3 separate regions of the Homo sapiens genome follow, and regions 1 and 3 are each linked to region 2. Evidence: chromatin contacts called from ENCODE Hi-C or POLR2A ChIA-PET data. All regions are on one chromosome and are shown on one strand. The core of a region is the stretch at or near the end of the contact, and the rest is flanking DNA. Distances in the headings are between cores, read along the strand shown. Region 1 holds the start of GABPB2 (GA binding protein transcription factor subunit beta 2). Region 2 holds the start of ENSA (endosulfine alpha). Region 3 overlaps SEMA6C (semaphorin 6C).

Region 1 (2,700 bases), core at 148-2,647, 440 kb before region 2:
TAAGAATCTGGATGGGGCAGTTTTCTCTTTATTGTCATCAAAGCACGTGTGAAAATACATGCCTAAGAACATCTCTACTGGATTGGGTGGACCAAGTGATTAGATGAAAATATGGTCTTGGATGGCCAAAATTTTGTTACATCGTTGATAGTAAGCCATAGACTGTCCTTTTCCAAAGACGTTGGGTTGGGGGGGACCCCCTAGAGAGAAAGCCCTTTTGGGAAAAGGGAGAGGAATGGGATGACCTCTGGCTCAAGGAAGTATGTGAAAACAGGAGACAGCCAACGGAAAGAATTGCAATGGAAGAATCTATGGTTCTTTTAGTATTGCTCAAGTCCCCACTGGGCGGCCAGCTGTACAAACAACTGTGAAAGAAGCAGAGGCGAGGCCGGGAGCCGTGGCTCACGCCTGCAATCCCAGCACTTTGGAAGGCCAAGGCGGGGGGATCCCCTAAGGTCAGGAGTTCGAGACCAGCCTGGCTAACATGGTGAAACCCCGTCTCTATTAAAAATATACAAAAATTAGCCATGCATGGTGGCGCACGCCTGTAATCCCAGCTACTCGGGAGGCTGAGGCAGGAGAATCGCTTGAACCCGGGAAGCGGAGGTTGCAGTGAGCTGCAGGTTGCAGTGAGCCGAAATCGCGCCACTGCACTCCAGCCTGGGTGACAGAGCAAGACTCAGTTTTGAAAAAAAAAAAAAAAAGAGCAAAAAAGCAGAGGCGGGGCCCGTACTGCTCTCATTCAGATTACCGAGTTCACTAGTAATCTTTCAGGTCATTATTTGGGTCAGATAATGAGAGTCGCCGTTTCCCTCTCTATCATAAACCCTACAGTTCCTCACACCAATGTCTGTCTGAAAGATGGGAACCAATTTGGGGCAGGGGGCCAAACTCAGCCTCGGCGACAGGCCTCGGCCCCGGCTCCGCGCCGCCCCCTAGTGGTCACCTCCGCGGCCTGGGCTTCCCTTGGTCCAGCTCCCCAGCCCCAGGTCTTACACCCACCCCCTTCTTCACCTCCTTCCAGTCCCCTCCCCTTCCTCCCGACAGCATCCCCTTCCTCCCCGTCCCCCTCCCGCCGCTGCCCCCGCTTCAGTGACGGGGAGCCGCGAGGTCTGCACCCAGAAGTCCGAGGCTGGGCTGGGAAGCGGTGTGACTTCTCACGGCACTTTCCTTTCCAGCCCTGACGCCCCCCGGAGTCCACACATCTCTTCTTTCCTCCTCACCTCCTCGTCCGGGACGCTGCCGGCCACGCTTCCACGGAGCCCGCCAGTTTAGTCCCGTTTCCTTCTCTAGTTAAGACTCCCTGTCAAGGACGGTTACTTTTTGCCCTTTTCATGTGTGCATGTTTTGGGGGCCTTTAACCCCCCCTCGTGGAGAAACAGAGGCAACAAAATGGCGGACCCGGAAATGAAGGCGCCGCGAGTAAGATTTCTGGCGGAGGAATCTGTGAAGGGAAAATGATCAGAAAACTCATGCTCCCATTCTAACAGAAAGATGATGCACCCCCGAGGTTCATCGCCTTTCTGCTGAGGCACTTCTGAGGTGGAAAAGTGCGTCACCGAGGCATGCTAGGCAGGACTATTTAACGGGGCGGAGGACTGCTGGTTACGTATCTTGCGCGTCTGAATAGTTCCAGCAGGGGACGGATCCTAGGTCTGGTGTTGGCGCCAAGAACCTGGCGAACTGCTGAGGGAGACTCGGAGCGTGCGTCAGTCATGCAGATTGCGTCTTAACTCTTGGCTGCTTCTTCGGGGTCCGGGGCGGCCAGGTTTAGTTTGACAGGAAAGCCTCGTTTCCTTATCCCAACCTCGGCTGCAGCTGTTTGGGACGTTCCTGGCTTTGTGCATTGGGTTCTGGTGCCTGATGGACACATTTTTCCAGTTACAGGCCGAATGTAAGGACCCCAGAGCCAAGCTGTCAGTGAGAACAGTGAAACAAATAACTGAGTCATTTCTTTTCTTTCTTTCTTTTTTTTTTTTGAGACGGAGTCTCGCTCTGTCGCCCAGGCTGGAGTGCAGTGGCTCGATCTCGGCTCGCTGCATGCTCCGTCTCCCGGGCTCACGCCATTCTCCTGCCTCAGCCTCCGGAGTAGCTGGGACTGCAGGCGCCCGCCACCACGCCCGGAGATTTTTTTGTATTTTTAGTGGAGACGGGGTTTCACCGTGTTAGCTAGGATGGTCTCGATCTCCTGACATCGTGATCCACCCGCCTCGGCCTCCCAAAGTGCTGGGATTACAGGCGTGACCCACCGCGCGCGGCCTTTTTTTTTTGAGACGGAGTCTCGCTTCGTCCGTCGCCCAGGCTGAAGTGCAGTGGCGTGACCTCGGTTCGCTGCAACCTCTGCCTCCCGGGTTCAAGTGATTGTCCTGCCTCAGCCTCCCCAGCAGCTGGGATTACAGGCGTCCGCCACCACGCTGGGCTAATTTTTGTATTTTTAGTAGAGATGGGGTTTTATTTTACCATGTTGGCCAGGCTGGTCTCGAACTCCTGACCTCAAGTGATTGGCCCGCCTCGGCCTCCCGAAGTGCTGGGATTACAGGCGTGAGCCACCGCGCCCGGCCTGAGTCATTTCTTTTTGGAGGCCTGCAAGAGGATGGAGCATGAGTTTGCAAATCCATTTAGTCACTTTATTTACCAAACAGTTGATCCCTGTCTCCACCCACCAATTGCCATGGCTGAAGGACTCTGAAGGGGCCCTTC
Region 2 (2,700 bases), core at 25-2,524:
TCTATCGCCTGACATCATGATCCACCCTCATCGGCCTCCCAAGGTGCTGGGATTACATGCGTGGGCCACCGTGCCCAGCCTTGTTTTGTATTTCTAGTAGAGACAGGGTTTCACCATGTTGGCCAGGCTGGTTTCGAACTCCTGACCTCAAGTGATTCGCCCGCCTACGCCTCCCAGAGTGCTGGCATTACAGGCGTGAGTCACCGCGCCCAGCCAGGCCTGTAAGCTTTCTAAGGGCAGAGACTGCCTTACTATACACGTACCCCCCCCAACTAACACAGTACCATCCACATACAGACAGACGCCCAGGAAATGTTAAACTGTAATTCTGGATAGGTTAACTAGTATTAACCGTATTTACCAAATGTTTACCACATACTTACACTGTCCTCCTTGTTTCAAGGAGCGTAGTCCCCAAGGGATCACCCTGATGGAATATAAAAACTACACATAAGAGTGAAACTACGGAACGTAAGCCATTAGTGTTTTGCAAGACAGCTCGGGTTGAGACTCAGTCTCTCTCTTCCACAGGCCAAGTGACACATCGTAATACCATTGGTACCGTTTTATTTTATTTTTCGCGACAAAGTCTCGTCCTGTCACCCAGGCTGGAGTGCAGTGGCGCGATTTCGGCTCACTGCAACCTCCGCCTGCAGGGTTCAAGCGATTCTCCTGCCTCAGCCTCCCAAGTAATTGGGATTACAAACGCCCGCCACCACGCCCGGCTAATATTTGTATTTTTAGTAGAGACGGGGTTTCACCATGTTGGTCAGGCTGGTCTCGAACTCCTAACCTCAGGTGATCCGCCCACCTCGGCCTCCCAAAGTGCTAGGATTACAGGCGTGAGGCACCGCGCCCGGCCTGTTAGTACTACTTTAAAATCGAATCTGACCTCCAAATCATTTTCTGGAGCTCGATCATTTTCTGCTAACACCGCAAAGCTTAATCCTCTCCACCTGAGAATAAAAGGTTCCATCCTTCCGCTCTCCAGTTTGACGCCCTGCTAAGTCTCTCGGACGCGGTGGGCTGGAGTGAAGGAAGCCGGAGCCCACCAAAGCTGCAAAAGTACCACAGCCAGCAGCCCCGCCCCCGATATCCCCCACAGGCTTCCAATTGGTCCTTGTGGCTCACTCTCTTTCCAGGTTGGTGTTCCAGCTTGCCGGTCGCCTCTATAGAGCCCACCTTTAGACGGCGACTATTGGTAGATCGTTACGTCATTGCCCTATCTACCTCACTCCCACTGGCTCTCATAGGAAGGGGCGGTCGCAACGTCACGGGCAAGGGCCGCCATTTTGACTGAGCAACCCTAGTGACAGGAGCCGAAGCAGCAGCGCAGGTTGTCCCCGTTTCCCCTCCCCCTTCCCTTCTCCGGTTGCCTTCCCGGGCCCCTTACACTCCACAGTCCCGGTCCCGCCATGTCCCAGAAACAAGAAGAAGAGAACCCTGCGGAGGAGACCGGCGAGGAGAAGCAGGTGAAGTGGAAGGGGTGCGGGCGGGCGAGCTGGGGAGACCGTGATGGGGCGGGAGACGGTCTCCCACCAGTGCGGATTGGTCGCCATGGTCTCAGGCTCCGCAGGGGTTGGCCACTTTTTGCGTCACGCTGGGTGAGCTTCAACACGACATGCTGCTTTGGCGCTGGTTAGTTGGGTCGTTTGTCACTCAGTACTGTACTCTTCCTGATTGGCCAATAGGCCTACCGCTCAAACCTTGGACGCTGTGCTATAATTGGCCGAGCATGGACGTGGGGCGGGTGGTTGGAAAGACGGTGAATGGAAAGGGGATGGCTGGTGGTCTTGGGTGTGATGTGTGTTATTGGTTTGTAGAGGTAAGTGACCCAGCAACCGGGCTGGGGCCCGCAGCCTCAATCCGCAAAGATAGGGGTCGAGGTAAAGACGTTTAAAAAAAAACCAGTATTGGGGGAGGGGAGAAGTGTAGTTATTATAATGGCTAGTTTAAGGCGGCAACTTTCTCAAGAGACCTATTTTAGTAGCTAAGGATGGTCTATTGCTCACCTTCAGTGAGGACCCAGCAATATTGAAGAGGGCTAGAGTTCCAAACAGAATCATGGTAATTAAACTTGGAAAAGACGCCGACAGGGTCGTGAGAAAGACACTTCTCTCTTCCCCTAGACTTCCAAGGCAGGGACTTAGTGCACCTGCGATTCCGTGATGGAAACACTAACGCCAAATAAACCCCTTATTGGGGTTTGTATTTGACTTTTAAAATTTAGTACTGGGTTCAGGTACTCATTAAATACACTTGGTGTTATATCTATGCGTAATTTCCAAGAGAAAGGAATATAATTCCACTAAAAAGAGTCATACGTTGACTTCATATCTTTTCAAAAAGTCACTAAAGGGCAGCAGGGACCACAAAAAAAAAAAAAAGAGATTGACTACAGTAGTGAGAGTCCCTGCACCACCAGGGTAGGTATTGATTTTTTTGATGAAAACTGGTGGGTAAATACTAGTGAGCCTACTGTATCTTTGTTTTCCTGAGGTTAAAAACAGTATCATTTTCCTCTCTGTTTATCAGCTTGCTACCATAATATTTGTGGAAATGTTGAAGCAAGGCTGTGCCATTACTCAGGTGGAGATCTTTGGAGAAGGCCACATAGCTAGCCGCCTCCACAGGGAGACCTAACAGGTGGCTTAGACCTTGAATAAAGAAGGAACTGCTTTGTCGTGTAGCAATTTTAAA
Region 3 (2,700 bases), core at 11-2,510, 500 kb before region 2:
TCCAAGGACGGGGACGCGGTGCAGACGCCGCAGCTCTACACCACCTTCCTGCCGCCTCCGGAGGGCGTGCCCCCGCCGGAGCTGGCCTGCCTGCCCACCCCCGAGTCCACGCCGGAGCTGCCGGTCAAGCACCTCCGCGCCGCCGGGGACCCCTGGGAGTGGAACCAGAACAGGAACAACGCCAAGGAGGGTCCGGGCCGCTCACGGGGCGGGCACGCGGCGGGCGGGCCCGCGCCCCGCGTGCTGGTGAGGCCACCGCCGCCCGGCTGTCCCGGGCAGGCCGTGGAAGTCACCACCCTGGAGGAACTGCTGCGCTACCTGCACGGCCCGCAGCCGCCCAGAAAGGGGGCCGAGCCCCCCGCCCCTTTAACCTCGCGGGCGCTCCCGCCGGAGCCCGCCCCCGCCCTCTTGGGCGGCCCCAGCCCCAGGCCCCACGAGTGCGCCTCGCCGCTGAGGCTGGACGTGCCCCCCGAGGGCAGGTGCGCCTCTGCCCCCGCCCGGCCCGCGCTCTCCGCCCCCGCTCCCCGGCTGGGCGTCGGCGGAGGCCGGAGGTTGCCTTTCTCCGGCCACCGGGCCCCCCCTGCCCTGCTCACTCGAGTCCCCTCGGGAGGTCCCTCCAGGTACTCCGGGGGTCCCGGGAAGCACCTCCTGTACCTGGGCCGGCCCGAGGGCTACCGGGGCCGCGCCCTGAAAAGGGTGGACGTCGAGAAGCCCCAGTTGTCCCTGAAGCCTCCCCTCGTCGGGCCCTCCTCCCGCCAGGCCGTCCCGAACGGCGGCCGTTTCAACTTTTAAAGGGAGCGGCCCACGGCCTCCAGCGTGGGGAGCGCCCGAGTCCTCTCGGCCACGAGCTGGACGCTCTTCAGGACGTTTCACCGCCCCCTCGCCCCGCACCTCCAGCCTTCCCGACTCGCAGAGTCTCCCGAGGCCCCTTTTCGCCTCGGGTTTATTTATTGACTGTCTTTCCCCCTGTCCTCGACAGAAGAGTGGGAGGTGAGAAGCCCGTCTCCTCAGTGAGCCAGCATTTCAGGGGGAGCTGGCGGACTCCCACTCCCCGCTCCCTTCCAGCCAAGCTGCCTTAACTCGCCCCTCGGGGCTCCCCCAGAGACTGTGCCCCGGGCGGGCCGCGCGCGCTGTGTCCAGAGTCCTCGGGCCTTCTGGGTCTGGGACGTGCCTCTCCTACTGTGTAGGAGCCTCCGCTTCCCAATACAGCCGTGTCTGCAGCCACTGCCTGACTTCACTCGGGCGGGGGAGGGCGGCAGTCGGTCGGCTCGCTCTGGGCGCCCTCGCTCTCTGCCTTCATCTGGGCCCTGGGCTCTCCCGGGTAATGGGATGGCTGCGGTCCCGCCGGGGGGCAGTCTGGAAAGGTTTCCTAAAGGAGACGAGCGAATTAACGGTGTCGAGGTGAGCCAGGGCCAGGGGGACCCCGGTAAAGTTTAGTTGAGGCTGGGGAAGGCCCTCGGAGCTCGTTTCCAGATCGAGGTAAGAGGGACTTTCTTAAAGGCCTAGTCTATGGGATGGGGCGGCGGAGGGAATTTTTTGAGAAATAAAATGAAGCTGCAGTGTACGTTACTTGAAGTTCCACATCAGAAAATCTTGTCCTTAGGAGAATTTGTCTGGCAGATTTTGGGTTGCATGAGGGGTAGGCTACAAAAAACAGCAAAGTATTCGTCCCTGTTGGAGGCAAGGGTCTGCCCCCGGCTCTTACTTAAGGAGCGGGACGGGGGACGAGAGCGTGCGCGGCGTCACACGCACGCTTAGCCACCCCCCAAGAAGCCGCCGCCGCGCTCAAGCTCCGCGCGCTCAGGACCAGGTAGCGTGTAGCTGTCGTGAAGCTCCCTTTGCTCCGGTTGGGACTGGCTGCGGATACCTGTCCGTTATCCCCGGCACCAATGAGAGGGACGAACAGGACCACCTGCACCGCCCACCACCCTCGCTAACAACGCTTTAAGGCCTAACGCAGGAGGCAGCTGGTGCGAATTTACAAATCGGGTTTTTCACCCCCGCGTGGCTGCAATGTCCGCCCAGTTCGAGCCCCACATTCTCCCGCTGGCTCCGCCTGGGGGTCGGGCCAACTCTTGCTGCTAAGGAAGCCTCACCAGTCCCCTTCCCGTTTGCTACCTAAATGTCCTCGGCGGGAAACTGCTGAGAACAATTTGGGGAAGCCTGAACTTGTTCCTAGTTCCGCGCTTTATTACTTGTGATCATGACTGGTCAGAACTCCGCCCGGAGCCTCCATTTGTTCATCTGAAAAATGGGGTTGAGAAGCTCAAGTACCAGAATGTGAAAACGCTTTCTAAAGGCGAAGGCATGGTATCTTGTGAGATAGTAATTCCTTCAAACTCACGCATAGGCTATTCCTATTCCTAACTTTGCGATCTGCTTTCACTAGGCAATCCCTTTCCCTTTGTATCCTTATAATTTTCACCTATAGATTTTACCCCCAGGGTTTTTTAATGCCCTCTGAACATTATTTCCATTTCAGTTAAGCTTGTCTGGCCAAATTTGGTTGTCCTCCAGAGTCTGACCTCTTTTTGCTTGGCGCTTGTTTCACCAGGTTGAAGTGGTCCTTTAGGTCTCAGTTTTTCCCGTATGGGGTGCCTTACTTAAACCAAGGTGCCTCGGGGCCAGTGCTAGTTTCCTAGATACTGGAGGAAAGCAAGCAAGGAAGGAGTAGAGAATCCAGTCACTTGACTTCATTAT

What was found. A loop is a pair of places that touch in the nucleus more often than their neighbours do. ChIA-PET counts read pairs that join two places held with the same protein, here RNA polymerase II (POLR2A). Pooled maps may share reads with other maps.
Region 1: a map of naive thymus-derived CD4-positive, alpha-beta T cell shows a loop between it and region 2 (14-fold over the local background). The contact joins the promoter of GABPB2 here to the promoter of ENSA in region 2. A Hi-C loop is called at or near these places in 1 of 168 maps with a recorded cell type or tissue (naive thymus-derived CD4-positive, alpha-beta T cell), 1 of 37 single-sample maps with no recorded cell type and 12 of 50 pooled maps. POLR2A ChIA-PET finds 5 or more read pairs at or near these places in 3 of 52 experiments (T-cell, WTC11 and activated T-cell).
Region 3: a loop to region 2 is called in a pooled map, with 7 times the contacts of the local background. The contact joins the enhancer-like site here to the promoter of ENSA in region 2. A Hi-C loop is called at or near these places in 7 of 50 pooled maps.

The regions. Positions count from the first base shown.
Region 1 is chr1:151,069,458-151,072,157 of GRCh38, reverse strand. GABPB2 (GA binding protein transcription factor subunit beta 2) reads right to left here and starts at 1,397. Exons shown (of 9, transcript NM_144618.3): 1 at 1,224-1,397. It overlaps MLLT11 (MLLT11 transcription factor 7 cofactor), which reads right to left. Exons shown (of 2, transcript NM_006818.4): 2 at 2,614-2,700. RefSeq lists enhancers at 13-947, 1,315-1,524, 948-1,882 and silencers at 845-1,004, 1,035-1,114.
Region 2 is chr1:150,628,186-150,630,885 of GRCh38, reverse strand. It overlaps ENSA (endosulfine alpha), which reads left to right and starts at 1,274. Exons shown (of 4, transcript NM_004436.4): 1 at 1,274-1,472. The coding sequence starts at 1,416. LOC112268239 (a long non-coding RNA gene) reads right to left here and starts at 1,067. Exons shown (of 2, transcript XR_007066603.1): 1 at 384-1,067. RefSeq lists enhancers at 1-579, 580-1,547, 1,290-1,559.
Region 3 is chr1:151,130,576-151,133,275 of GRCh38, reverse strand. It overlaps SEMA6C (semaphorin 6C), which reads left to right. Exons shown (of 19, transcript NM_030913.6): 19 at 1-1,569. The coding sequence ends at 792. Among named protein-coding and RNA genes, the nearest start is that of SEMA6C, 15 kb to the left of the region's middle. RefSeq lists enhancers at 838-1,622, 2,096-2,195. Within about 2 kb of position 1,260, at least 7 of the 41 ENCODE cell types and tissues checked have a DNase peak (open chromatin) inside an H3K27ac peak, as active enhancers do.